2 separate regions of the Homo sapiens genome follow, and region 2 is linked to region 1. A link is a loop called in an ENCODE intact Hi-C map of the cell type or tissue named here. Cell type or tissue: K562. All regions are shown on one strand. Each heading gives the region's core, and the rest is flanking DNA. Links, peaks and the distances in the headings are about the cores only.

Region 1 (15,312 bases), core at 3,894-11,893:
TTGTTACACTCTCCAGGCACTTGGGAGTCAGAACTTTTTCCAGGGCCTAGAGGTGACCTGACCTTCACCATCTATCACGGCCTGCCCCAGGACCTGTCATGGAGTGATGAGGACGTCTCCCTGCCTGGTGGTGGGATTTGCAGCCAATAAAGCCCTCCACCAGGCAAGAGGATTGTGAGACCTGTCTGGCTACAATTTATTCTCCTTGGTCACTTTGACTGACTGCAGCCAAGTGCCAGGGGAAATTTGAATTTGAATGCTGCTGCCTGTGAAATTAGCTTAGAAAAATATACAGGCTCTCTTCAACAATGGGCAATTCCAGCTGAATCTAAAGAGCCACAATTGGGGTGGGATAAACAGACGCTGTCCAGTTCGGGAGAGTCTCAGGAAACCAGGGGGAGATTAACTTCTTACTGGAGGGAGCACGTTAGCCTGCAGCAGAGGCAGTCGCTCAGCTTAAAAAGGATGAATGGAGGCAGGAGAGACCAGAAGTGATGGGGGATAAGTCAGAAAAACATTATTAAGCTCATCTGAAGAATACATTCAGGAAGTCATGGGTGTAAGCAAGAAAAGGGCAGCTTCGAAAACAGATGTGCAAGCACAGTTGTTGCAGCGAGGTGTGTGTAGGAGCAAAAGGTTGGAGGCAACCTACGTGTGCATCCCTGGGAGACCGCTGAAACATACTGGGGAATACTATGTGGCCATTGAAAAGAATGTGGTAGAGGCCGGGTGCCGTGGCTCATGCCTGTAATCCCAGCACTTTGGGAGGCCAAGGTGGACGGGTCACCTGAGGTCAGGAGTTCGAGACCAGCCTGGCCAATACGGCAAAACTCTGTCTCTACTAAAAATACAAAAATTAGCCGGGTGTGGTGGCAGCCTCCTGTAGTCCCAGCTACTCAGGAGGCTGAGGGAGGGAGAATTATTTGAACCTGGGAGGTGGAGGTTGCAGTGAGCCGAGATTGGGCCACTGCACTCCAGCCTGGGCGACAGAGTGAGACTCCATCTCAAAAAAATAAGAAAAAGAAAAAAAAAGAATGTAGTAGATCAATGTGGACCGATATAGAAAAAACTCCACTTTTTCTTTGCTAAGTAAAGAAAAAAGCAAGGCATAGAAAAGCATGAAACGTATATGTGGAATATGTTATGTTTTATGCTTTTAAAGGGAAAATGCTTATAGATTTGTATTATCTCTCTGAAAGAATTCCCAAGAAACAGATCAGGAGTGGAAGGGAGACTCACTTTTCACCTTCTACCTTTCTAGACTTTTTAAATTATTTACTATGTGCCTGTATTCCTGTTTGAAAGTGTAAATAAGTGAATAATGTTAAAAAAGGAGAAGGAGGGGAAAGCAGTAGTTGCTGTCCTCCCTCCAAAGTCAGCTCTGCCACGGAGCCATCTTCCCTTTCCAGATGGGATGGTTAACTTCATGTGCCAACTTGGTGAGCCACGGTACCCAGATAGTTGGTGAAACATTATTCCAGATGTTTCTTCGAAAGTATTTTTGGGGAGTTTTTTTGTTTTGTTTTGAGATGGAATTTCACTATTGTTGCTCAGGCTGGAGTGCAGTGGTGTAATCTCGGCTCACTGCAACCTCCACCTCCCATGTTCAAGCAATTCTCCTGCCTCAGCCTCCCAAGTAGCTGGGATAACAGGCATGTGCCACCACGCACAACTAATTTTTTTTTTTTTTTTTTTTTTTTTTTAGTATTTTTAGTAGAGACAGGGCTTCACCATGTTGCCCAGGCTGGTCTCGAACTCCTGACCTCAAGTGATCCACCCACCTCCACCTCCCAAAGTGCTGGAATGAGATTAAATTTAAATCAATAGGCTTTGAGTAAATTAGATGACCCTCCATTGAATGGGTGGGCCTCATCCAATCAGTGGAAGGCCTGCATAGAAAATAATTCCTTCTTGCTCAGGGGCAAGAAGGAATTCTGCCAGCAGACTGCCTTTGGACTCAAACTGCAATTCTTCACTGGGTTTCCAGGCTGCAGGCCTACCCTGCAGATTTTGGACTTGCCAGCCTCCATCATCACGTGAGCCAATGCCTTAAAATAAACTTCTCTATAGATATATACTCTGTTGGTCCTCTTGATCTGGAGAGCACTGACACTAGGGCTTGAGAGAATCTCTGAGCCCAGGCTTGTGCATAGACACAAGTGAGGTGGCCTTTGCTACCTGCTGGGGAAAGGGTGGGGTCTGCAAATCGTTCACGTGGAAACTGGACACTGACCTCACTCTGGGGTCAGAGCTGGGAGGAAGGTGGGTCTGGCCAGGCCTCTCCCTGCATATGAAGCAACCACCCGTAGCTCTCCCATGGACACTTTGAGTACTCCCCAAGCATGAACTGGAAGCTCTATTTGCTTCCTCCTGGCCCTTCCTCACAATCTTTCTTTTCTGTTTCCTCTCTCACTCTCCAAGTCCTTTCCCTTCCATGTCTTCCTTGTGAACAAGGTTACACCAATAAGGCAAAAGTAAAAATGTTGCTATGTTGCTGTTTCCTCCCCAGCTATGAGCCTATTCGCCTCAGTTCAGTTACTCCTCATGGCTTCCAGGGCCAGCAAGTTCTGCTGAGCAGAAAAGACAGTCGATCAGCTGGTTACTTTGTCTCAAAAGACCCAAATAGTAAGTTTGACCATTGTCCTCTGCTTTCATTGACCAGATAAAACCAGGTGATTCAGGTCAAAATGATTGAAAATGACATGTATATACCGGGCGCAGTGGCTCATGCCTGTATTCCCAGCACTTTGGGAGGCTGAGGCAGGCGGATCATTTGAGGTCAGGAGTTTGAAACCAGCCTGGCCACCACGGTGAAACCCCATCTCTACTAAAAATACAAAAATTTAGCCAGGTGCGGTGGCGTGCTCCTATAATCCCAGCTACTTGCGTGGCTGAGGCAGAAGAATCGCTTGACCCCAGGAGGGAGAGGTTGCAGTGAGCCGAGATCACGCCACTACACTGCAGCCTGGGTAACAGAGCAAGACTCCATCTCAAAAAAACAAAAAAAGAAAGAAAGAAAAAATGACATGTACAAATACTCTTTTTTTTCTCCCTTCCCAACTCATGATACACTGCATTATTCATTCAGATTGTGTTATTCATTCCTTATTCCACCATGAAATATGGCATAAAATAATCTCAGACCTTGTATTGGGTGGTCCCTTTACACTAAGTCTCCTTCCCCATATTCCAAATTCAATTAAGTAGTCAATCTGGAAAGACATACTGAAATCAGTTATGATGAAGGCAGCACACTAGCCACTGAAAAGATTCAAAAGGGCAGAAAAAGAGCTTATGGACAAGACAAGTGGATAAAGCGCAACACATAAATAGATCATAATAAGCAAAGCAGTATAAGGCTAAAGAAGTGACAGATAAGAGGAGAGCAGTCACCGTGGGCTGGAGTGTCTCAGAAGGCTCTGGCCTTGAAGATACATAGGAGGGCATTAAAAATAGATAAAAGTTTAAAAAATAATCCTGCTTTACCTTCTGTTACATCATTTAATCCCTATAGCTACCCAGCAGGGGAGGTGGTTCAGGCAAATCTTCCCATTGTCAGGCGGGTTCAGTTCAAGGAAACCAAATGTTTCCTGCCACACACCAGGAAGGGATGTTCAAAGAGGCCAGTTGCTTTCACCAATGTTATGCAGCATGTCAATGCCAGAATCAGGGCTGGAGCCAGGTTTCCAAACTCCATAGTTGGTGCTCTGGTCATTGAATGAGAGAGATCGACAAGGATTTCCAGGCAAGTGCATTCAGGCAGAAAGGCCCAGAGGCACAAGGGAGAGGAGCCAAGAAAAGTGGGCACCCATTCTCATTCTTATAGGACATGTATGCACACATGTGCATGTGCACACACACACATGCACACTACATTTTCCTCAAATTACACTTCTGCCTGAGAGAGTATGAACAAGCAAAGCCTTATGCACGCATCAACGACACCAGGATTCAAGAGGACAGCTTTGACCTCTAGGCTCTTGCCCCCCCATAGGAATTGAGCTCCAAATTCATTCAGCAGGATTAGTATGATGATAGAAAAGCTTGCATTTGAGGCCGGGCATGGTGGCTCATGCCCATAATCCCAGCACTTTGGGAGACCAAATTGGGCAAATCGCTTGAGGTCAGGAGTTCGAGACCAGCCTGGCCAACATGGCGAAGCCCTGTCTCTACTAAAAAATACAAAAATTAGCCGAGCGTGGTGGTGCCCATCTGTAATCCCAGCTATGCGGGAGGCTGAGGCAGGAGAATCACTTGAACTTGGGAGGTGGAGCTTGCAGTGAGCCGAGATTGCGCCACTGTACTCCAGCCTGGGCAACAGAGCAAGACTCAGTCTCAAAAATAAATAAATAAATAAATAAATAAATAAATAAATAAATAAATAAATAAGCTTGCATTTGAGTTTGTCTGACTTTATGTCAGAAACTCATAGAAGAAGTAATAGTGTAATAACTCTGTTTAGCCAAATAAATAAATGGAGCTTTATCAATCCATGCAAAGTTATGCACATTATCCCAGAGCTGATAGTTTCAGCCATACACAAGAGAATTATCACCAAGACAAGCAATTTGTTCTAGGAGCAGTAAATTGTGGGGTGAGTAGTTTACTTCAGTCATTGGTCTGGGCCTTCCAAATGGACAAGACTCCACCGTCGGGTGACCAGCCTGGATACGCTATCACTGGGAGCTGTTACAAGCCCAGCTGATGTGAACAGAAAAGGAATGAGTGTGACCTGCCAAGAGATACCGGACAGTGGCCTCCACTTTCTCTGCCTAGGTCGGCCAGTCTCCTTATCGGCACAGTCAGGATAATAAAACTCCAGGTTTATTTGGATCCCTCAGAGGACACTGCCACGTGGGAACAACTGAGCTGTCATCTTGGACTTTACTCCCCAGCAGACTCAGTGGGGAAAGCGGGGAACATTCTGGGGACCTCGGTAGAGGGGCTTCAGACCTGGATAGATTCCCAAGCAGGGTAAAGTTCAACTTCCTCCAGGATATTTCTTTCCGCTGCTGCTGGGTTTTGCAATGTCCTCCCTTCATATTATCTAGAAATCCAGACCCTCTGCTTTTTTTTTTTTTTTTTTTTTTTTTTTTTTTTGAGATGAAGTCTCACTCTGTTGCCCAGGCTGGAGTGCAGTGGCACCATCTCAGCTCATTGCAACTTCTGCCTCCCAGGTTCAAGCAATTCTCCCTGTCTCAGCCTCCCGAGTAGCTGGGATTACAGGTGCCAGCTACAACACCCGGCTAATTTTTGCATTTTTAGTAGAGATGGGGTTTTTTGTCATGTTGGCCAGGCTGGTCTTGAACTCCTGACCTCAGGTGATCCGCCCGCCTCGGCCTCCCAAAGTGCTAAGATTACAGGCGTGAGCCACTGTACCCAGCCTATTTTACGATTTTATAAGTTACAGACAAATTATAACAACGGAAAATAGGCTGGGCACAGTAGCTCACACCTGTAATCCCAGCATTTCGGGAGGCCAAGGCGGATGGATCAGTTGAGGTCAGGAGTTCAAGACCAGCCTGGCCAACATGGTGAAACCTCGACTGTACTAAAAATACAAAAATTAGCCGGGTGTGGTGGCAGGCACCTGTAATAACAGCTACTCAGGAGGCTGAGGCACGAGACTTGCTTGAACCTGGGAGGCAGAGGTTGCAGTGAGCTGACATCACACCATTTCACTCCAGCTTGAGTGACAGAGCAAGAGTCCATATCACAAAAAAAAAAAAGGAAAATAATTATCATTTAAACACATGCAAACAAACTCCATCCAGTGGAGTGACAATTCTCCCACTTCACCACCACCACCATTAAGGAAAAACCTGTTTTAGGCTGGATGTGGTGGCTCACGCCTGTAATCCCACCACTTTGGGAAGTTGAGGCAGGTGGATCACCTGAGGTCAGGAGTTCAACACCAGCCTGACCAACATGGTGAAACCCTGTCTCTACTAAAAATACAAAAATTACCCAGGCATGGTGGATTATGACCACGTGCCTGTAATCCCAGCTACTAGGGAGGCTGAGGCAGGATAATTGCTTGAACCCAGGAGGTGGAGGTTGCAGTGAGCCAAGATTGCACCACTGCACTCCAGCCTGTGCTACAGAGCCAGACTCCGTCTCAAAAGAAAAAAAAAGTTTCACCTCCACTACACCTTTATTTTAATATTCCCAATCTTCTTTGGATTGTCCTTTTTTTTTGAGTCTCCCTCTGTCACCCAGGCTCGAGTGCATGGCACAATCTCGGCTCACTGCAATCTCCTCCTCCTGGGTTCAAGCAATTCTCCTGCCTCAGCCTCCTGAGTAGCTGGGATGACAGGCACGCGCCACCACACCTGGCTAATTTTTATATTTTTAGTAGAGACAGGGTTTCACCATCTTGGCCAGGCTGGTCTCTAACTCTTGACCTCAGGCGATCCACGCACCTGGGCCTCCCAAAGTGCTGGAATTACAGGCATGAGCCACCGCACCTGGCCTGGATTGTCCTTTGTTTTTGTTTTGTTTTGTTTTATTGTTTTTTGAGACACAGTCTCACTCTGTCACCCCGGCTGGTATGCGGTGGCATGATCTCAGCTCACTGCAACCTCTGCTTCCCGAGTTCAGGTGATTCTCCTGCCTCAGCCTCCAAAGTAACTGGGATTACAAGTGCATGCCACCATGCCTGGCTAATTTTATATTTTTAGTAGAGACAGGATTTCACCAGCCTTGGCCTCCCAAAGTGCTGGTATTACAAGCATGAGCCACCACACCTGGCCTGGATTGTCCAGTTTTCTTCTTAACTAGTTAAATATAATCTTTTTTTTTTTGAGACAGGGTCTCGCTCTGGTGCCCAGGCTGGAGTGCAGTGGTGTGATCGTGGCTCACTGTAGCGTTGATTTCCAGGCTCAGCGATTCTCTCACCTCGGCCTCCAGAGCAGTTGGAACCATAAACACGGGCCAACAAACCTGGCTATTTTTATTATTATTATTTTTTGTAATGATGGGATCTCGCTACATTGCCCAGGCTAGTCTCCAACTCCTGGGCTTAAGCGATCCTCCTGCCTCAGCCTCCCAAAGTGCTGGGGTTACAGGCATAAACCACCATGCCCAGCAAAATCTTATCATGTATTAACTTTTTAAAAAAATCTACTCCTGGCCAGGTGCAGTGGCTCACGTCTGTAATCCCAGTGCTTTGGGAGGCTGAGGCAGGTGGATCAGTTAAGAGTTCAAGACCAGCCTGGCCAACATGGTGAAACCCTGTCTCTACTAAAAATACAAAATTTAGCTGGGCGTGGTGGCAGGCGCCTATAATCCCAGCTACTCGGGAGGCTGAGGCAGGAGAATCTCTTGAACCCAGGAGGTGGAAGTTGCAGTGAGCTGGGATCATGCCACTGCACTTCAGCCTGGGAGACAGAGTGAGACTTCGTTTAAAAAAAGAAAAAGAAAAATCTACCCCTGATAATTCCCACCTATTGGATTTAGTTCTGCACCCTCATCCATGCTGTGATCCAAGTCCCAGAAGACTGTCAACGTGGATCCCACTCCAGGGTCTTTTCTGTTCCAGGCCAAACATTCCCAATCTACCTAGTAATACACTAATTACAAGCTGCAAATCGGACAGGCCTGGTTTGAAATCCCTTGTCTACAACTTTATGCCTAAGTACCCTTGGCAAGTTACTCAGTATTGCTTATCTTCATTTCCCTCACCTGTGTAAAGGGAATAGAAATGCCCACTCCAGGCCAGCCGTGGTGGCTCACGCCTGTAATCCCAGCACTTCGGGTGGCTGGGGCAAGCAGATCACTTGAGGTTAGGAGTTCAAGATCAACCTGGCCAACATGGAGAAACCCCCTCTCTACCAAAAAATACAAAAACTGGGCTGGGCGCAGTGGCTCAGGCCTGTAATCCCAGCACTTTGGGAGGCCGAGGTGGGAAGATCATTTGAGGTCAGGAATTAAAGACCAGCCTGGCCAACATGGTGAAACCCCATCTCTACTAAAAAATACAAAAATTAGGTCGGGCGCAGTGGCTCATGCCTATAATCCCAGCACTTTGGGAGGCTGAGGCAGGCAAATCATGAGATCAAGAGATCAAGACCATGCTGGCCAACATGGTGAAACCTCGTCTCTACAAAAAATACAAAAATTAGCTGGGTGTGGTGGCACGCATCTATAGTCCCAGCTTCTTGGGAAGCTGAGGCAGGAGAATCACTTGAACCCAAGAAGCAGAGGTTGCAGTGAGCCGAGGTCATGCCGCTGCACTCCAGCCTGGTGACTGAGCGAGACTTCGTCTCATAAATAAATAAATACAAAAATTAACCAGCGTGGTGGCGGGCTCCTTTAATCCCAACTACTTGGGACATTGAGGCAGGAGAATCGCTTGAACCCATGGAGGCAGAGGTTGCAGTGAGCCGAGATCATGCCACTGCACTCCAGCCTGCACGACAGAGTGAGACTCCGTCTCAAAAAAAATTTTTTTATATATATATACAAAAAATTAGCCGGGCATGGTGGCACATGCCTGTAATCCCAGCTACTTAGGAGGCCGAGGCAAAAGAATCACTTGCACCTGGGTCTTAAAAGAAAAAAAAATTGCCCACCTCAGAGACGTATGTCAGACAGACTCCAAGATGGCCCCTGCGGCATTCACCTGCTGGTACTCATTCTCTTGTGCCACCCTGGGGAGCAGGGACAGGGTGCTCCACGCACCCTTTGCCCACAAAAATGATGGGGGAAAGCTTCTTCCGACGCTGAACTGGTGCCATCTAGTGGCCCATGGTGTCCCTCAGCCACTCCACCACAGAAATGAAGTTTTTGTGAATAGTAGTATTTAGGGCTTCTTTCCGGACTAACCCTTGGCAATATCCAAGACAAGTTTTCCCATAATTTTGGTATCCCTTTTCTGAAATTCTCTCCCATGACAGGCAGGTGTAATGGAAAGAAAGCAAACAGTGTCAGGCTCACCTAGCTCTATGCATAATGCATCCCCAACCACTTACTGCCTGTAGGGCCTTGGGCAAACTACCAAACTTCCCTGAGCCCCAAGTTCATCCTCTGTAAAACGTGGGTCGTACAATCCTCCTTACAAAGTGATTCTGGGAAATATGTGGGAGGAACCATACCCAGTGCTCAACATGCAAGTAGATGCTCACTAAATAATTAGCTGTATTTTCGTGTCTTCCCCTTTATCATCGTTCCATCCTATCTTCTCTCTGGGCTCCAGAATTACTTTCCATTACCTAAAATATTCATTGACACTAAGAAGCGTGAGACTGAATGTATTCCTCTCCCCAGGAACACAAAGGATTCATGCCAGGAGGCCTGGGGTTCCGTCCTGCTCCAGGTCTGCCATTTACTGGGTTAGTTAACCTTTCTCGTAACACAAAAATTGCGTTGTAAAGATTATTTGATTTAACAAATGCGAAGTAACTCACATAAAATAAGCATTCAGGCCGGGTGCAGTGGCTCATGCCTGTAATCCCAGCACTTTGGGAGGCCAAGGAGGGCGAATCACTTGAAGTCAGGAGTTCGAAACCAGTCTGGCCAACATGGCGAAACCCTGTTTCTACTTAAAAAAAAAAAATACAAAAATTAGCCGGGCATGCTGGCGTGCACTTGTAATTCCAGCTACTTGGGAGGCTGAGGCACTTGAATCTCTTGAGCCTGGGAGGCGAAGTTTGCAGTGAGCCGAGATCATGCCACTGCACTCCAGACTGGGAGATAGAGTGAGACTCTGTCTCAAAAAAAAAAAAAAGCATTCAATAAATATTAATATTCATTCCAGAAATAGATGAATTTTACAAGAGGAAAGATGGAAGGAGGCAACTCTAACATAATTAGTCACTGGTGGAATTTTAGAAATGAAGTCAGATATCCAGGCACGAATCGTATCTAACTGCATTGCCGACTCTACATAGGTATGTTAATCCCAGTCTCATTGTCCCCTTCAAGTTTTTAGAAGAGTATTTGTCACTGGGTATGTAGAGCAAATCAACTCTTTAATAATTGTTAGTACAAAGGAGTTAGCACGTTGAAAAGAAATGGAACATGGTGAAGAGGAGGACGGGGAAGCGGCTGACTGCACATATAGACAATGCTCACGCAGCTGAACCATCATTTATTGCCAGGGCATGGTGGTTACTCCTGACTCTGTCCATCACCCAGGGTCCCAGCTGGAAACAGAATTCGCCAAGTGTAGCTCAAGTGAAAAAAACCCTAATGAAGGGACTCCCAGTAGAGGCATAGATAGAGTTAAGGGAGCAAACAAACAAAGACTGGTCACCTTCCCTTGGATAGAGGAGGAAAGGAGAAGATGGAGCTACTAGAGCCCGGTGAGACCTGAAATCATAGAAGAAGACCACCATCGGGAGCAGGGATCATGGAGGAAACAACTAGTGTCAGATTCTCCATTGCAAGCAAGAGACAGCCCTGGACTTTGGAGATTTTTGTCTGTAGAATTTTCCCTTGTGTGTGTGATTAATTTGACTATTTTAAAAATTTTTTTAATTAACACATAATAATTATACATATTTATGGGGTACATAATGATGTTTTGATACACATCATGTATAGTGATCGGATAGATCAAGGTAATTCACATACCCATGATCTCAAACATTTATCATTTCTTTGTGTTGGGAACATTCAATATCCTCCCTCTAGCTATTTGAAACTATATATTATTGTTAACTATAGTCATCCTACAGTGGTAGAGAACATTAAACCTTATTCCTCTTATCTAGCTGTAATTTTGTATCCTTTAGCAAATCTCTCCCTATCCCTTTCCCTACCCTTCCAGCTTCTAGTATCCTCTGTTCTACTTTTTACTTCTATGAGATAAACTTTTTAGCTTCCACACATGAATGAGAATGTGCAGGATTTAACCTGCTGTTCTGGTTGGTTTTTTTTTGTTTTTTTTTTTTTTTTGGAGATGGAGTTTTGCTCGTCACCCAGGCTGGAGTGCAATGGTGCGATCTCAGCCCACCGCAACCTCTCACTCCTGGATTCAAGCAATTCTCCTGCCTCAGCCTCCTGAGTAGCTGGGATTACAGGCGACCGCCATCATGACCAGCTACTTTTTGTATTTTTAGTAGAGATGGGGTTTCAACATGTTGGCCAGGCTGGTCTTGAACTCCTGACCTCAGGTGATCTGCCCACCTCAGCCTCCCAAAGTGCTGGGATTACAGGCGTGAGCCACCGCGCCTGGCATCTGGCTTATTTCACTTAACATAATGTCCTCCAGTTCCAGCCATGTTGCCGCAAATGACAGAATTTCATTCACTTTTATGGCCGAATAGTATTCCATTTTGTATTTATATCACGATTTCTTTATACATTCATCTGTTGTTAAACACCTATGTCATTTCCATATCTTGGCTAGTGCAAATATTGCTGCAATAAACATGAGGATGCAGAGGTTTCTTCAATATACTGATCTCCTTTCCTTTGGGTAAATGCCCAGTAGTGGAATTGCTGGATCATATGATAGTTCTATTTGTAGTTTTTTAAGGATCCTCCATACAGTTCTCCATAGTGGCCATACTAGTTTACATTCCCAGCAGCAGTGCATAAGAATTCTCTTTTCTCTACATACTTGCTAGCATTTGTTAGCTTTTGTCTTTTTGATAATAGCAGTTCTAACTGGGAAGAGATGATACCTCGTTGTGGTTTTAATTTGCATTTCCCTGATGATTAGTGATGTTGAGCATTTTTTCATCTATTTATTTGCCATATGTACATCTTCTTTTAAGAAATGTCTGTTCAGGTCATTCACCCACTTTTTAATTAGATTGTTTGATTTTTTGCTGTTGAGATGTTTGAGTTCCTTGCGTATTCTAGATATTAATTCCCTGTTAGATAAATAGTTTGAAAATACTTTCTCCCATTCTTTAAGTTGTCTTTTCACTGTGTTGACTGTTTTCTTTGCTGTGCTGAAGCTTTTTAGTTTGATATCATCCCATTTGTTTATTTTTGCTTTTTCTGCTTTTGTTGCTTTTGAGGTCTTACTCATAAAATATTTTCCCAAGCCAATGTCCTCAAGTGTTTGTCCTATGTTTTCTCCTAGTAGTTTTGTTTTTTGTTTGTTTCTGTTTTTGTTTTTGTTTGTTTTGAGATGCAGTTTTGCTTTTTTGCCCAGGCTGGAGTGAAGTGGTGCAATCTCGGCTCACTGCAACCTCCGCCCCCCAGGTTCAAGTGATTCTCCTGCCTCAGCCTCCCAAGTAGCTGGGATTACAGGAGCCCACCACCACACCTGGCTAATTTTTTGTATTTGGTAGAAATGGGGTTTCACCATGTTGGCCAGGCTGGTCTTGAACTCCTGACCTCACGTGTGATCCACCTGCCTCGGCCTCCCAAAGTGCTAGGATTACAAGCGTGAGCCACTGCACCTGACCGTCTCCTAGTAGTTTTATAGTTTTAAATCTTACATTTAGGTCTTTGATGCATTTTCAGTTGATTTTTGTATAGCGTGAGAGGTGGGGTTCTAGTTTAATTTTTCTGCATAAAAATAACCAGAATCATTTATTGAAGTGATCACCCTTTGCTCAATGAGTGTTCTTGGCATCTTGGTCAAAAATCAGTTGGCTATAGTTACATGAATTTACTTCTGGGTTCTCTATTCTGTTCCATTGGTTTATGTGTCTGTTTTTATGCCAGTACCATGCTGTTACTATAGCTTTGTAGTATATTTTAAAGTCTTGTAGCATCATGCCTCCAGCTTTGTACTTTTTGCTCATGCCTCCAGCTTTGTACTTTTTGCACAGGATTCCTTTGGCTATACAGTCCTTTGTGGTTTGGTACAAATTTTAGGATTGTTTTTCTGTGAAGAATGTCATCAGTATTTTGATAGAGATTTTAGTTGAATCTGTAGATTGCTTTGGGTAGTATGGTTATTTTAACAATATTAGTTATTCCGACCCATGAGCATGGGATGTCTTTCAATTTATTTATTTATATATTTTATTTATTTATTTATTTATTTATTTTCTTTTTTGAGATGGAGTCTCGCTCCATCGTCCCAGGCTGGAGTGCAGTGGCATGATCTTAGCTCACTGCAACGTCTGCCTCCTGGATTCAAGCAATTCTCCTGCCTCAGCCTCCTGAGTAGCTGGGATTAACAGGCATGCACAACCATGCCCGGGTAATCTTTTTGTATTTTTAGTAGAGACAGTTTCACCATGTTGGCCAGGCTGGTCTTGAACTCCTGACCTCAGGTGATCCACGCCCCCTTGGCTTCCCAAAGTGCTGGGATTGCAGGCGTGAGCCACCGCGCCCGGCATCTTCCAATTCATGTTCTCTTCCATTTCTTTCATTGGTGTTCTTTAGTTTGCCTTGCAGATATTTTCTTACTTCCTTGGTTAAATTTATTCTTAGGGGCCAGGCTTGGTGGCTCACACCTGTAATCCTAGCACTTTGGGAGGCCGAGGTGGGCGGATCACCTGAGGTCAGGAGTTAGAGACCAGCCTGGCCAACATGGTGAAACTCCATCTCTACTAAAACATACAAAAATTGGCCTGGTGCAGTGGCTCTCGCCTGTAATCTCAGCACTTTGGGAGGCCGAGGCGGGCAGATCACGAGGTCAGGAGATCAAGACCATCCTGGCCAACATGGTGAAACCCTGTCTCTACTAAAAATACAAAAAAAAAAAAAAAAAATTAGCTGGGCATCATGTGGGCGCCTGTAGTCCCAGCTACTTGGGAGGCTGAGGCAGGAGAATGGCGTGAACCCGGGAGGCGGAGCTTGCAGTGAGCCAAGATCATGCCACAGCACTCCAGCCTGGGCAAAGAGCAAGACTCCATCTCAAAATAAATAAATAAATAAATACAAAAATTAGGTCGAGCGCAGCGGTTCACGCCTGATATCCCAGCATTTTGGGAGGCCAAGGCAGGCGAATCATGAGGTAAAGAGATCAAGACCATCCTGGCCAACATGGTGAAACCCTGTCTCCAGTAAAAATACAAAAATTAGCCAGGCATGGTGGCAGGTATAATCCCAGCTACTTGGGAGACTGAGGCAGGAGAATCACTTGAACCCAGGAGGCGGAGGTTGCAGTGAGCTGAGATTGCACCATTGCACTCCAGCCTGGGCAACAATTGCAAAACTCCATCTCAAAAAAAAAAAAATATTCTTAGGGTTTGGGGCTTTTTTGGGGGGGGTTGGGGTGTAACTATGGTAAATGGGATTACCTTTTAAATTTTTTTTCTTTTTTTTGAGATGGGAGTCTTGCTATGTTGCCCAAGCTGGTCTGAACTACTGGGCTCAAGCAATCTGCCTGCCTCAGCCTCCCGAGTAGCTGGGATTACAGACGTACACCATTGTGCCATCTTGATTTCTTTTCTTGTTTGTGTCTAGAAATGCTACTTGTTTTTGAATACTGATTTTGTATCCTGCAACTTTACTAAATTCACTTATTAGTTCTGAGACTTATTGAGTAGAGTCTTTATATTTTTCTCGTTTTTTGAGACAGAGTCTTGCTCTGTTGCCCAGGCTGGAGTGTGGTGGTGTGATCTCGGCTCTCTGCAACCCCCACCTCCCAGGTTCAAGTGATTTTCCTACCTCAGCCTCCTGAGTAACTGGGATTACAGGCATGCACCACCACGCCCAGCTAATTTTTTTGTATTTTTAGTAGAGACAGGGTTTCGCGATGTTGACCAGTCTAGTCTCAAACTCCTGACCTCAAGTGATCCACCATCCTCTACCACCCAAAGTGCTGGGATTACAGGCATGAGCCACTGCGTCCGGCCTGATTTTTCTATATATAAAATCATGTCATCTGTAAACAGGGACTATTTTACTTCCTTCTTTTCAAATTGAATGTCCTTTTTTCTTTCTTTTGCCTAATTGCTCTGGCTAGGACTTCCAGTATTATGTTGTAATTCAAGAAATATTTGTTGAGAACTTATCATAAACAAAAAAATTATTCTAGGCACTAGAGGAAAAAAAAACAGACAAGAACTATGTCTTCTGCCAGGCACAGTTGCTCATGCCTGTAATCCCAGCACTTTGGAAGGTCGAGGTGGGCGGATCACCTGAGCTCAGGAGTTCGAGACCAGCCTGGCCAAAATGGCGAAACCCCCTCTCTACTAAAAATACAAAAATTAGCCGTGGTGGCATGCGCCGGTAATCCCAGCTACTGGGGAACCTGAGGCAGGAGAATCATCGAAACCCGGGAGTCGGAGGTTGCAGTGGGCCAAGATCACGCCACTATACTCCAGCCTGGGCGACAGAGCAAGGCTCTGTCTCAGAAAAAAAAAAAAAAAAAAAAAAGAACCATGTCTTCATGAAGCTTACATTTTTTGAAAAGGAGATAGAAATTTAAGAAGAAAACTAATAAATGTGATA
Region 2 (15,312 bases), core at 4,552-12,551, 220 kb before region 1:
GGTAAATGGACTCTTTTTATTTTTTTACTAGAAAAAGTTTGGAAATACCCCTGTGAAAAGGACCCCACAAAGCCTCTTTGCTACTCTCACCCATCAATTCCTCTTCTGGAAGTTTCGCAGGAAGGCATATATTTTGAATCTCAAATGAGAACAGGAAAGAATGATAAATAACCAAAATACCAGGAAACCAGCTTCTCTAATCTGAGGGGCAAAATAGTCTCCAAGAATAATGTCCAAGCCCCCCAGGGAAGACAATTTCTCTCCAAGTAGCTGGAACATGGAATGAACCCTCTGTACAAGGCAACTTCGTATTTCTAAAGACTCAAAGACCAACAGGAGGTGACAAAACTCATGGCAGAATGGCCTGTATTTGGAGCTGTTTCATTTATTGAGGGTTTTCGATGTGAAAGAGTTTGCTAGGTTAGGGCAGCTGTGTTTGAGGACAATGTGCTAGAAGGAAAGCAGATGAACTATAGGAGAAAGGCTGAACTTCATCAGTCCCAAACCCCGTATAACAGCTGACCTACAAGCCACAGCATTGCATTGAGAGCCGGCCCTTTCCTGGGTATACTAGTTTTCTATTGCTGTGTAACAATGACCACAAACTTAGTGTTTAAAACAACACACACATTGATTATCTCCTAGCTTCCATGGATCAGAACTCTGAGTACAGCTTAATTCTGCTCAGGATCTCATGGGGCTGCAATTCAATTGCCCTGTTGGTCGGTGCTGTGGTGGTTTCACCTGAAGTTGTGGTCCCTTCGAAGCTCCTGTGGTTGTTGGTAGAATTCAGTTCTTGCAGCTGTATGACTGAAGCCCTCAGCTCCTAAAGGGCACACAGTTTCTGGCTGTGTGGCCCTCTCCATAGGCAGTTTACAGCGGTGCAATTTACTGCTTCAAGACCAGTAGGAGATTCTGTCTAGCACATGCTAGCAAGATGGAACTACCTATATGTATTACGTATGTATATCTTGTTCTCTTTCCCTCTCTGTATCTTGTGACATAATCGTGGGGGTGGCATCCCATCTACTTTGCCATATTCTAATGGTTAGAAGCAAGTGACAGGTCTTACACTCCAAAGGAAGGGATTATCCAGGGCATGAACATGGGCGCCCCCCAATAGTGTCCATCCATCACACCAGGCTTGTGATCCCCTAACGCAGAGTTTCCCAAGGGGTGTACCTGAAACACTAATCCCATAACAATTATTTTTTTTAAAATGGTATCTGAGTCATACAAGTTTGGAATTGGTGCATGTTCTCTTCACCTCTTGGAGATTCAAAATACACATTAGCATATTAAAGGTACTGAGACTTTCTGGGTATCAATTATGATTGCGCTCAGCAGCAAAAAAAAAAAAAAAAAGCCAGAAAACTTAATGATAATACCTTCAAATGTTGAGTTTTTTAAAAAAGACAAGAAGCTCTGAGAGAGAAAGTTGCTGGCCTGGATTCAATGGGTCAGTCATGTTCGGACAGATGTCACTGTGATTTTCTTGGCTTTCCCTCATAGTTACCACGAGGGCTGCCTCTGTTCTGGCCATCATGTTTGTATTTATAGCACACGGGAGGAGGAAGGAAAAATCCCAAGTTGGTCCTCTCAGTTTCATTCATCATGAAAGCATAAGGTTTCTAAAAACTTTCAACTTCTGCTTCTATCTCATGGTTAGAACAGGATCATGTGGCTATCTGCATGGAAGACTCATGTTCCTATCTGCGAGGAAGACTATGGGAGTAAATATTTAACAATTCTTGCATTGATGGTGAGAAATGGCAAGGGAGATTGGGGTTGAGAGAGCCTTTAGGGGTAGCCAATTATCAGTGTCTGCTTCATGAAATCTTAAAGAAATATGTTTAAATTTTCCACATGATGCTCTAATATGTAACCTCAGAGACACACCTTCAACAATGTTGCTGTAGCCAGAATGTCTTGGAGTGACAGAACCAAGAAAACTAAACTCCTAACTCTTTGGCCTGGACAGCTGACACTGAAGTCTTCTCTGGTTCCTCTCATTCTTGAGAATAGCTCTGGGCTCAACCATGGGGTGAAGGGTAAGCCTCTTGGATGCTTCAATTCATCAGATGTCAGCTGTGCACGACCACAAGCTCAAAAGGATAACCTTCTGCCCTCTCGACTTTGAAACCCCAAGACCCAGAAAACTGCTAGCCCAGCATCCCTTCTTTTCGTGCCACAGCCAAGAAAGCCTCCTCGCCAAAAACCACACCTTGTCACTGGGAAGGGCTCAAGAAAAGCTACTGGGAAGGAAACTGACCCCAGAGTTCACCCGTCTGGTTTCTAATAATAAGCTCTTTCAAACTCTCCCTTTCCTTTATTTCCATTTCCCAGTTTCTCTCTCACTTCTTCTTCTGACCCAAAATGGGTGTCATGAAGTGCCTCCAGTCCCTTTCCTGGTTTTACATCTTCAACAAGATTGATTGACATCCCTTTATCTCCTCTAGCTATGCTTGGCATTTTGGCTGGTGACTGCAAAGTGGAGTCTGTGGAGTACTCTTGGCATATTTCAAATGGTTGCAGATTTTCAGGTATTGTGATGGGGCAACATGGTCTTGTAGAAAGAGAACTTGTTGGGATGTTCAACTCCATCTTAACCAGTGGTGAGACTGTGGGCAAGTCGACAAGAAAAACCTTTGCGTTACAAAGGGGATGCGGGGAGGGGAACCTGGTTCTCCACCCCATGCAGGGTTCCAACAGGAAGTTACCAGTCTAAGAGAGCATTTCTGGAGGCAGCAGATTGCACTTGGAAAAACCTGCCATTGTAAGAAAGGTCGGTGCTCTTAGGGTCAACATTTTGCAGCCTGAGCTCAAGGGCCCACCATCCTCATCCTCAGAAAGAAAAGGCTTCCAAAGGTCAGAGCACCTGCCCATAGTTACATTGATAAGAGCCCAGGTTTTTGGTTATTATTAATTTCTTCTTTGATCACCATTCTCCATCCATGGGAAGGGTTAATGTATTCCTTCTCCACACTAACTCACTGACTCATTCAACATCTATTTATTGAATGCCTGCTGAATAACTCTATAAGCTATAAGTTAGCCCCAAGGAACTTACAATTCAGAGAGGAGACATCTGTGCCGCCAATAACAACACAATCAAATAATGACTGTGATGTTGGGGTAGCAGGTAGCTTATGAGTGGTTTGGGTGGTTGAGCAGGGGTTGTCCACTTGGGCTAGGCCCTTCCAGAAGGGCCTTGATAGCATCTCTAGGGACAAATGATGTCATTCTAAACAGAACCCTCAATGGGCAAAGTGCTGAGCACTGTTGACTGATGGGAGGGGAATGGACTATTCGGTCTGACAGAGTGTCCCTGGGCTTGGCCCTGCAGAGCCTCCTATTTTCTCAATTTTACACTTTCTTGTCATTAGGTCCCCTCTTCCCCCTTTCCTCCACAGACTGTATGAAGGATTGTGAGAACATAAGAGGAGGAATACATAGGTCTCCCAGGAAGGAGCAAAAGGTTCCAGAAGAAGTAGCCCTCTATGTGAAGTGTGAGAACAAGAAGTCACGGTGACGGTGACAAGGAGGAGGCCTGGCAGGGTGTGGTGGCTCATGCCTGTGATGCCAGCACTTTGGGAGGCTGAGGTGGGTGGATCGCTTGAGCTCAGGTGTTTGAGACCAGCCTGAGCAACATGGTGAAACCCCATCTCTACAAAAACATACAAAAAATTAGCTGGGCATGGTGGTGTGCACCTGTAGTCCCAGATACTTGGGAGGCTGAGGTGGGAGGAGGATCACCTGAGCCTGGGAGGTCGAGGCTGTGGTGAGCCATCATAACACTACTGCACTCCAACCTAGGCAACAGAGCAAGATCCTGTTTAAAAAAAAAAAAGGAAAAAGAAAAAATGGAGGCCTTCCTGGGAGAGAGAGCAGCATTGCAGAGACATGGAGGAGGAGAGGGTTAATGTGTTCCAAGAATAGCAAACAGTTTAGTAATGCCCAGGCATCAGGGGCTGCAGGGCTGGGTGGGCAGGAATGCAGGAGGGAGGCTGAGCAGCTCAGCCAGGGTCATATCAAGGGTCTAATGAAGTCTCCCCATATCTGGTCCTATCTCAGTTTTCTGAGCCCGACAAAGTAGACGTAATACTTTCTTATTCTCCATATAGAAATCCTTAGGTATATAAACACAAATGCCAAAGCCCAAAAATATGCATTTTAGAATACTCAGCTCTTCTCCAAGTTAAAAAACCCAGGGTGGCCTATATGGCCAAATGGCCCTGAGCTCATCCCCTGAGGAACTGATTCAAGCTTCTCTACAGGAGCCACTGTGCACAGGCAAGAACTAGCCTGTGGCGAAGGAAGCCAAACAGCCAGTCACCTAAGCAAGGTCAACAAAGGCTGGGGGAAAGCAGTCATTGCTCAGTAGTGTCTTGCCTCCAGCCTCACTCTCATCATTCAGAAGCCTGCTCCAGTGTCCCCTCCCCTTCATAGCTCCCTCACCTCCCCAGACTGAATTCCTTCTTCCTAGGTATGTTTCTGGGCCTTGCATGGACTTGCATAAGTACACATATCACTGTGTCTTATGGTTCACTTAATAACATGTTCTGAGTCTGTAAATTCCTTGAAAGCAGGAACTATGTCCTAATAATCTTTCTCTCGCACAACATAACACAGGGCTTGGTATACAGTAGAAATTCAATAAATATTTATTCAACTAGGCTGAACTTTGGGATCTGGCAAGAGATGCATTAGATGACCATGACGATCAAAAGAACCATGGCTGAAGAATAGGAGTGGAAAATAACTACCGGGGGATGGCCGATTTGGCACCCCAGTGCCAAAGCTACAAAGAGAGAAAATCTGACTCAAATTCGTTATATGAAAAGAATTTCTCATGACTAAAAAGTCCCGGGAGAACTTCAGGTGAAGCTTGATCTGTGAGCTCAAACAATATTACCAGGATTCAGTCTGTGTCTCCTGTGTTTATTCTCTGGGCTGTCTTTATTCTCTGTCTCTATGTGGGGCAAGAGTTGCATGGCAGGTCCAGGCCCTCACTGTCCAGGTTTGTGCATAGCTAGAAAGACCATGTGCCTTACTCTCAGTAAGTACAGGAAAAGTGGCATTGATTATCACCAGCTCTGCTGAAATACTTTCCACCCGGAACCAATCACAGCAGCCAGGGGAATGGGATATTCTGATTTTACAGCTGTAAGATAAAGATGATGGCCAGTCTGCAAGTACTGTGCTCATGGCAAATCATGTGACTCACTCTCTGGTACAAATGGGCCCCCTGCAAGTTTAAGCAGGGGACTGTGGTTCAAGAGTCATTATCAGGCACCCCAGCTCTGCCCGTAATTAGCATGTGAACAGGGCAAGTCACTTCACACAGCTTCCCAGACTTCGATCTCCTTATCTCTGTGGGACCCTCTCCAGTGATCTCTCTTGGAAAGATTACTTGCCAAGCTCCACCCTTCCAGCAACAGCACCCTGAAGGCCTGTCTGCCCTAGTTCCTACCTTTGCCCCAGCAGCTCCTCTGGCCATTCCCACCTCCAGCCGCAGGTGTCTGACCACAGATGTCACCTGAGCCTGGAGCCTGGGCATTTGCATTTGGGTTTCTGTCCCTCTGGATTCCAGGAGTCACTGCCCATCCCAAAGGCCTCGGGCCCTGAGGAGCACAGCCTCACGCAGGAGAATTTCCAGGTGAAGGAGGCTTTATTTACACAGCACCTACACTGAGCCACTGGAAAATTGTCTGAGATTTTTTTGACTAAGGAGCAGACAGAGGGAGTGCAATAAGTTTGAGAATGTCAGGTTTGATCCAGGAAGACACCAGACCATGGGAGGCAGCAACATGCAACAAGCTATATTCGGTGGCACTTGGACAGTGTGGAAGGAGACGGTGTGTCCCTCCCGGCAAGGGGCCTTCTGCAGCTGGCAGGCAAGACCACCACCCAGAAGGGGAGTAGGGCTAGGGTTGGGGAGCTCCTGGGGAAGAAAGGGGAGTTGTCCGGGTGATGTCCCTCCACAAGGTGGGGAGTCCCTGGGTCCAAGAGCTCTGAAGGGCAGCAGCGATGTGGAGTCCTTCACAGCCACAGGGTTTGTCTTATCCATGGTCAGCAGATGTTGGAATATGCAAAATAGGTAGGCTCTAAATGGCCAGAAATACAGATGCTCCCCAACTTACGATGGGGCTGCCTCCTGACAAGCCCATCATAAGCTGAAAATGTCTAACCCCATGGAAGGTCAGAGAGCGTACCGAATGCACAGTGCTTTTACACCATTGTAGAGCTGAAACATTTTTAACTGAACCATTGTAAGTCAGGGACCATCTGTATGTTTATTTGGATGATATTCCAAGCAATTGGATATGTAAGAATTTGAGTTTAGCACTGGCTGGCTTTGGGCTAATGGTCCTAGCCTGCTGTGAATAAATGAACAAGACAGGAACATGTTAGGCCAAGCCACTGAGGCCACACTTGGCCCGTTCACATAACAGTGAGATGCAGCTGAGCGAGTATGTCTCCCAGATGTGGGTCCCCCACCAGCCAGGCATGTGTAGAACCCCCATCAGATAAATTGAAATTATCCCCAGAAAACTCAACCCTCCAGGGCCTGAGGAAGTTCCCACTGTGATTTTCTTTCAAGGAATTAAGTAAACAATAATCCTTTAAGTATGAGTGGAACTTTATCTTTTTCAAAGCCCTTTCATATTTGCTTCTTGCAACACCCTCTGACAGAATCAAAATAGGAATGCCCCACGCCCCCACCCTTCACAGATGGGGACATAGGCTCAGACATGTGAAAAGGACACTTGGGAACAGGAACAGGCACAGCCAAGACTGAAAGCTGGACTCCTAAACTTCTGACTGCTCTATTTTGCCAAACCACTAGGGAAGCAGCTGGAAATTGTGCTCATTGAGGGCGAGAGAGGACAGATCAAGACTATTTTCTGCCCTGCGTTCCTGAATTGCACAGACTGACAAAGATTTCATGATCTTGGGCCATGATCATGAGCCATTTGCTCCCTTTTTTTTCTTGAGATGGAGTTTCACTCTGTCATCCAGGCTGGAGGGCCGTGGCACGATCTCAGCTCACTGCAATCTCTGCCTCCCAGATTCAAGCCATTCTCCTGCCTCAGCCTCCCAAGTAGCTGGGATTACAGACACGCACCACCATGCCTGGCTAAGTTTTGTATTTTTAGTAGAGACGGGGCTTCGCCATGTTGGCCAGGATGGTCTTGAACTCCCGACCTCAGGTGATCTGCCCACCCTGGCCTCCCAAAGTGCTAGGAGCTAGGATTATGGGAATGAGCCACTGTACCTGGCTTTTTTTTTTTTTTTTTTTTTTTTTTTAATGAAATGGGGCAGTTCTTACGGAGTTTAAAGAGAAAGTGAGCTGGGTGTGTTGGTTCATGCCTATAATCCCAGCACTTTGGGAGGCCAAGGCAGGTGGATCACAAGCTCAGGAGATAGAGACCATCCTGGCTAACACGGTGAAACCTCATCTAAAAATTAGCCAGGTGTGGTGGCACACACCTGTAGTCCCAGCTACTCTGGAGGCTAAGGCAGGAGAATTGCTTCAACCCAGGAGGCAGAGGTTGCAGTGAGCCGAGATCAAGCCACTGCACTCCAGCCTGGGTGACAAAGCAAGACTCCATCTCAAAAAAAAAAGAAGAAAAAGAAAAAAAGAGAGAAAGTAGTATCAATGTCTTTGCTTTGCCTCACCCACTGTCTCAGCTAGATGTGTCCCTGAGTAATTTAGGCGTCTCACAGATAGGGGAATGGAGGCCCATGAGAGGAAGTCTCATCCAAGGCCCAGAGCAACTGCAGTGCCTTTTCCCCATCGGGCTTGCTCCAGCCTTTGGGCCCTAGGGGGCGCCAGAAAGCCTCACCTTTCCCAGAATCTATGCTGAGAGGAGAATGTTGCCACCAAAGGCCCAGTGGAGGCCATTTGGCCTCCCCCTCTTCATGACATTGTTCACCCAAGTCTCTGCAGCACCCCAATCCTGGGACCCTCAATATCAGAACTCAGTGCTCTAGGGGCCCAAGAGCGGCCTGGCTTCCCTGCCCCACAGGAGTTTAAGGCCCATGGGCTTCTTTTCCCAGGAATTCCTTCATTGCTCCAAAGCCCTTCACCTTTACCAGGAAATAACTCTCCAGGGTGGCCCCAGACACTGCCACTGGGATGCCCCAAACTCTCTTCTGGAAGCCACTCCTCGCACTACCGAGGCCCAAGGGTATTCACCCTGGCCCCGACTTGCTGCTGTCATGTGGCCAGCCATTTCCAGAAATGTTCTGGTTTGAGGACCGAAAGGCCCACGTCCCGGGAAACCCCTCAGTCCTGTGTAAACTGGGACATTGGTCACTGTATTGTCATCTCCCTCATGGTAGGTCGGCTCCAGCCCAGGGCTCAGCCCAGTTCTTGGATCCCAAGCACGGATTTTGATTATTACTCCAAACCATGGGCCAAGTAAGAGGTTCTTTCTGCTGATCTGTAAGGGTCGGCAGGGGCCTGCCCTGTGCCCAGTTCCGCCCCTGTCCAGCCGAGGAAACAGACTTAGTTATTATCTTAGCAAACAAGGAGAAACTGTGTGAGTGAAATAGGATGGTACCATTGCCAGAGTAAATAATAGTAACTGTGTTAAATCTCCAACAAGCACCAGGTTCAACACTGGGAGCTTTGCGTCGACTCTTGCATCTAACCCTCACTGCAAACTACGAGGTAGGTCTCTTCCATGCTGGTTCTACGGATGGCGACTTGGCAGCTCAGTGATCATCAGCTTGCCTGAGGTCACCCCGACTCTAAGGGCACAGTCACAAGCTCTTTCAACCATGTTACCCTGGCGCAGGAGACAGGGCATCTGGCTTCTCATCCCAACTTTTTCATTAGCTAATTACATGACTTTGAGGGAGTCCCTTGGGACCCCGGAGCCTCCACTGCATTGGATAAATGAGAGCTCTAAGCAAGGTGCTCTCCAAAGTCCTTTTGTGGGTAGCTTAGTGATAGAACATGGGCCCTGGGCTGAGATGGGGTTGAGTCGAATGTCAGTGCTGCCACTTACAACACAAGTGGACAGGGACAAGTTACTTAACCGGCCTTCACCTATAAAATCAGGAAACTACCTCCAGTCATTTGTGGTAAGGAGTAAATGAAATGAGGCACCAAGGCTGGTGTTTATGAAAACTTTTTTTTTTTAAATGCCAGCTCTTATTGTTCCAGCTCCTACATTTTAGGACATTGTGTCTCCCTACCCGACCCCCTTTCACCAAGTCCTTATAACAGATCTATATTGCCCAGAATGCATTGCACGCAGAGCTAGAGAAAACTTCTCGGCTGGGCTTGGTGGCTCACACCTGTAATCCCAGCACTTTGGGAGGCCCAGGCAGGAGGATCACTTGAAGTCAGGAGTTTGAGACCAGCCTGCTGGCCAACATGGTGAAACCCTGTCTCTACTAAAAAATACAAAAAAATAGCCGGGCATGGTAGTACTTGCTTATAATCCTAGCTACTCGGGAGGCTGAGGCAGGAGAATTGCTTGAACCTCGGAGGCAGAGGTTGCAGTGAGCTGAGATTGCGCCACTGCACTCCAGCCTGGGCAAAAAGAGTGAGACTCCATCTCAAAAAAAAAAAAAAGCGATAATTTCTTGATTCTTTTTCTCAAATATGCTTCCAGAAAATGGAAAAGACGTGTCCATGGGAAACAGAGAGAGGTGGCCCACAGAGATGGAGGGGAGCAAAAGAGTTGGCTGAGGCCTGACCCAGAAGATAGGAGCCCATGCTCACTGTGGCCAGTCAGTTTCCAGACAGTTACCATGGGAGAGTTGGTAAATCTTCCCTTCTAGGATTTCAGAGCACTGACCTGCCTGCCAGGCCCAAGTCTTAAGATCCAAACCAGGAATGAGCTGTTACTATGGAAAGTGTGATTTTTCTGCAGGATTAAGAAGCCTTCACACTTTTTCAGTCACATCAGAATTGCCACCCCTGGGAGGGATGCGTCGGATAATTTGAACCAGGTGCAGACTTCGTGGCCTGTCTTTACGGGGCAGACACTCATACACAGATTTTGTTGGCTGTGCCATGGACTGTCTTTCTTATTTTCCTAACCTAGTCAGGACTTTCTTCCAAACTTCACAGACAGTTTCGAGAAGCCACACACACTGCCTGCCAGGAGCTGAGCAGAAGCTGGGAGGCCCCGGTGGTAGAAATGCGTTCCAGCGTCACCGAGCCAGGCAATCGCTGCGGCCTTTGGGTCTGCTCCCCTCCAATAGGAGCAGGACTAGCTTTCTTCCAAGGGATCAGGAGATCCTCCCAGCCAATGCAAGGCTGGACCCCTGTGACTCACCCTCTGTGTGTGGCTTCTCAAGCAGATTTCCCAGGACAACATGAAAGGCTGATAGATTATTACTATCTGGTTTCATGTTCCTCCTTTTGTTAAAATTCCTAATATAAGGAAGTGGAGGTGGGGGACTGAAGGAAGTCTCACTTTACAGCCCGACCCCCACTCCCTGGCAGCTCAGCTATTGCTGGCCCTCCAGGGTGGCAAGAGACAGAAGTGTATTTCCCAGGACCAAGTCAAAGAGCTCTTCCCTCTTCATCTCTCTTCCCTTATCAAGGGTGTTAATCTTACTGGAATTCACTTCAGTACAGCAAATGGGGCCAGATGGTAGAGGGGAGGAAATGACCCCAAGGTGTCTTGCCTATAAACCTTCCAGGGCCCTTGGAAACTTCCTGGGGGCACTCAGCCCGTCAGGCCCCCAGGAACTTGTACCAGGTCACAAATTCCCAACCCCTGGGGATGGAGACTGAGCCAGGAAAGGTGGGCTAAGTGAGAAGGTAGAATGAACCCTCTTACCCCTGCTCCAAGATATACTTTTTAAATATTTTCAAATTATTTTTAAATGTTCTTTAATTATTTTTAAATGTTCTTACTAGGTATATTCAGTGGGTGTTTATTCCTCTCCTTCCACCCCTAAAGCTATTATTAAATCTATGAGGTATCTGATAACTGGTTATGGATGAAAAGGTTGACATAAATGAATAAGGAAGAAACAGATATTCCCTGTATGTTACCATTCAATATCCTTTTTTTTTTTTTTTTTTTTTTTTTTTTGCCATTTTCTTCCCATCAGCCTTGGGTTTTAATGGTTTTTATCTACTAATTTTTAAAATAATCTTTTTTAAATAATTAAAAATAGCAACTTGTACACCAATGTTTATAGCAGCATTATTCACAATAGCCACAAGGTGGAAGGAACCTGAATGTCTATTGACAGATGAATGGATAGATTAACTGTAGTCTATCCATATGATGGAATGCTATTCAGCATTAAAAAAGAATAAGGCTGGGTGCGGTGGCTCACGCCTGTAATCCCAGCACTTTGGGAGGCCGAGGCGGGAGGACCACGAGGTCAGGAGATTGAGACCATCCTGGCTAGCACAGCGAAACCCGAAACCCTGTCTTTACTAAAAACACAAAAAATTAGCCGGGCTTGGTGGTGGGTGCCTGTAGTTCCAGCTACTCAGGAGGCTGAGGCAGGAGAATGGCATGAACCTGGGAGGCGGAGCTTGCAGTGAGCTGAGGTCGTGCCACTGCACTCCAGCTTGGGCTACAGAGCGAGACTCCGTCTCAAAAAAACAAACAAACAAAAAACAAAAAAGAATGATAAATTCTGATTCATGCACCACCATGGATGAACCTTAAGGACATTATGCTAAGTGAAATGAGCCAGACACAAAGGCTAATACTGTACGATTCTGCTTATATGAGGCTCCTAGAGTAGTCAAAGTTGCAGAGATAGAGGTAAAATAGAAGTTACCAGGGGTCGGGGAAAGGGGGGATGGGGGAGTTTTTGGTTGATAAGTACAGCATTTCTGTTTGGGGTGATGAAAAAGTTCTGGAGATGCATGGCAGTGATGGCTGTGGAACATTGTGAATGTCCCTCGGTGCCACTGAACTGTACACTTAAACATGATTAAAATGGTAAATTTTATGTTATATACATTTTACCACAGTAAAAAAAAATTTTACAGATAAAATTATTCAGGATTCCAAGCTGGTGACAGCAGAGCATTAAACCAAGCACAGGGTTTTCTGCTTGTGCGGCCCACCACGGCACAGGTCGCATGCTTGTGAAGACACCTGCCTGTACCTGGCATTGGGGACAGCAGCAAATCAGACCTGGCCCTGCCAGCAAGGAGCTGGAAATGGAACCAAACCCCGAGACTCTTCCTGACACTGGCCGGGCAGGAAGAGCTCCTGACCAGTGTTTCCTGACCTGGGTTCTAAGCACAGAAAATGCTGGAATTTTCGCATGTAGCCTAACTTTTGTGAAACACTCTTTCCTGACACATGACATTTCATATAGGTGAGGCAACTTTTGGTATTCTTTTAAAATAGAATTGCAGAATCCTGGGTAAATCAAGGGTTCCATCTCGGAGCTAGGTCTCATCATCACTTTCACCTTTCTGATGTTCCCTCCCGTTAAGATGAGAATCAAACAAGAAAATGCCACATCATGGTTCCTAGATGAGCATCAGGTCAATACAAATAGAAGCCACTGAGATCAGAGTGCAAATGGCACTGAGAGGTGGTCCTGGGGTGCCACAACTTTGACAGGGTGACAACTACTGTTGACTGAGAATGTGGGAGGAGGTGAGTCAGACGGAGAAATCACCGATAAAGAACAATGCTCAATTGTCCGCTGACGCCTCCCTTCTGATAACATCTCACTCTCGAAAAGGCTCAGAGTTTCTCTTTGCAAATTACTAAGGAAAAGGAAGAACCTCTCCACTTCTGGGCAATTTTCCCATCTCTCCTTATAAACAAAAATGTGGTCACTGCCAGCCCGCCCTTCTCCTGCATCCCACACTGTGCTGTGCCCTCACGAAGCCTAGAGTGACCGCAAGACGGGGCAACCCCCGGGGGCTGCCTTTGAGCCACGGCTGTGAGAGAGGGTAGAGCCACATTTCAAGTTCTCGCTCCTCTGTTGTGTTTCCCAGACCTTCTTTTTTAATGTGTGAAAGCTTCCCTTAAATCCTTTAGGAAAACTGGCAGTACATAAAAAACAAAAACAAAAAGTCAAGAGTAGAACAATGATAGCTCTTGTCTCAAATAACTAAATGCAGAAATAAACAAGTTCTTCCCATAGCCTAGCCACTGATGGTGTGTCAGAATAAAAATGAGGACCTGGGAGTTCTTCAGTCAAATTGCTTTCGTCAAATTATGTGCCCTTTGAGATCCTTCTTGTCTCAAAAAGGGATAATCCTATTTCCCAGAGGTGTTTGGACACCAAATGAAATTTGCCGTAGAAAGTCTAAAAACCCCATTGGACCCACCTTTACCTAACATTGGGATCCGAGAACACCTGATGACAGCTCATCCCACACCACAGAACTGAAGGTCAGCGGCTGGTTGTGTACAGGGAGCCAGGAAGGCTTTCCTGCAAAGCTATATTTTACTCAGAATATATCTATGCCTGTTTCCCTTCCAGGTCTCCCAGCAAGGTAAGTTTATCCTGTGATGTCCAGTTCCGGCCCCATGGTTTGGCAAGTGCTACCTTAAAGAAAGGCCAGGGCTGAGCACCATGGCCTTATTGTCTTTGCTGCAATTTACTTTAAAATGCTTTGGTATAAACAGTATGATGTACCTGTGTGAAATTAGCTTATACATTTACTTGCTCAGAATAGGTGATACATTCACATGGTAAAACCATCAAAACAATATGAACTGTATTACAGTGAAAAGTCTTGTTTCTACTCCTACCCCTATTGGCCCTATTTCGAATCCTCTTTCCTACCCTGATCCCCAGAGGTAACTTACTAGTTTCCTGCGTATCTGTCCAGCAAATACAAATGCAAATACAAATGCAAACCCTTATTTCCCTCCAGCTCCATAGAATGCAAATTATTTCCTCAGATGTCTGCACCTTGATCTTTCCCTGAACCCTATATCTTGGGGTGGGGGCAGGTGTTTCTCCACCAGTTCCTGGAAAGCTTCCTTATTTGCTTACTTCAGTAGCACACTGTTCCATTGTGTGATTGCACCAAATTTTCCTTATGGAGTCTCACGAAGGTGGGCATTTTGGTTGTTTCTAGTTGTAAGATGACTTAAATCAACATCCCGAGAGTGGCTAGTTAGCATTTAAAGCACTAACCACTTGATTTCAAAATTTAAGTCACAGGGCTCCAGAATTATCATACAAGATGATAGAAGTAATTTCTAAATTTTCACTGGTGAAATGAATGCTGATCAACGTGGTTAGCTAGAAAGATGTTACAATACCCACCACCCATGAAAACAAGGTCTAAGAAGCTAGCCAGCCCAGCAACCCAGCCCCTCTGGAGTGCAGCCTAGAGTGTGAAATCCATCTGGTTTGGGTCTGCCACTTCATGGCGGTGGGGCAGGGGCGGTCTGCCCCTGACTCACCATCATGATATTATTCCACCCCCTCTGAGTGTACATCTGATGCAAGGGACTTGATGCATGTTTGTGAGTGGGAACATCCCTGACTTTGGAAGAACAGGTCACTTGATTGCTTTCATGTAGAATTTGGTCTAATACTTGTGTAGGGAATGAAAATAATAACTTTTTTTCTCACCCATTGCTAGGTTCATGACCAAAGACCCTATAACAAAACACAGATTAACAAAAGAAAAGCATACAGATTTTCTAAATAAATGTTTTATGTGACATAGGAGCTTTCAGAAAGGAGAACTGAAAGACACAGGTAGACGTGTATATTTATGCTTAGGTTAGATAAAGAGTGGATAGTCGTGGGGCAGTATCATTAGCGGGCAAAAGGGTATGATCTAATGGTAATAAACTGGGGGAACTTAGCAGGGCCTATCTGTTCAGATTCTTCTGGGTGTCTCTGTCTTTGGCTCTTTTATAGAGAGGGTACCTCTTGAATGAGGATCTTAGATCTGCTTCAAGGGAAAAGGGTAAGAGAAGGTGAGAGTGACCGTTCTGCTCCTGTAGCATTCCCAAATGTCAAGTGGCTATATTTTGGGGTAACATATCCTAAACCCCATCACTTGCTTTTGTTGTAACATGCCACTTCAGGGAGAAATTGGGGGAAGGGGACAAAGTGCCTTTATTACTTCCCACTTCTGGAAGCTTCTGAGAGCTCATAGCAAATGCTGAAAGACCAACCTGATTGGCTTAGGTCACTCCCGAAAATGATGGAGTTGCATCTTGTCCTGAAGTCAGAATGGAAATAGAAAATCAAACTAATAAAAATCACCCTTGAAAATCCCTTAAATTTCCCAAAAAGTATACCACACATGGTTTTGTATATGCAGCTTTGGATTAGTTCCTGTAATTGTTAGTTAAGACTTCTCTACAACCCTTAATT

The links. Hi-C counts contacts between places; a loop is a spot of excess contacts. Peaks named below come from ENCODE experiments on the same cell type or tissue, not always from the same donor. Only the 100,000 strongest peaks of a DNase experiment are listed, where the experiment ranks them.
Region 2: it touches region 1 in a loop (5-fold over the local background); 7 of 110 quality-filtered maps call a loop at or near these places.

The regions. Positions count from the first base shown.
Region 1 is chr18:49,504,256-49,519,567 of GRCh38, reverse strand. All of the region lies in intron 2 of LINC02837 (long intergenic non-protein coding RNA 2837), which reads right to left. Among named protein-coding and RNA genes, the nearest start is that of LINC02837, 13 kb to the right of the region's middle. RefSeq lists an enhancer at 3,280-3,894. In K562, for the core only: a CTCF peak has its summit at 8,737 (motif pointing left); a DNase peak (open chromatin) is centred at 8,747; H3K27me3 peaks cover 353 bases.
Region 2 is chr18:49,721,275-49,736,586 of GRCh38, reverse strand. All of the region lies in intron 3 of LOC105372112 (a long non-coding RNA gene), which reads right to left. Among named protein-coding and RNA genes, the nearest start is that of ACAA2, 85 kb to the left of the region's middle. RefSeq lists enhancers at 9,313-10,056, 10,057-10,802, 12,058-13,257. In K562, for the core only: a CTCF peak has its summit at 7,832 (motif pointing right); DNase peaks (open chromatin) are centred at 7,816 and 10,246.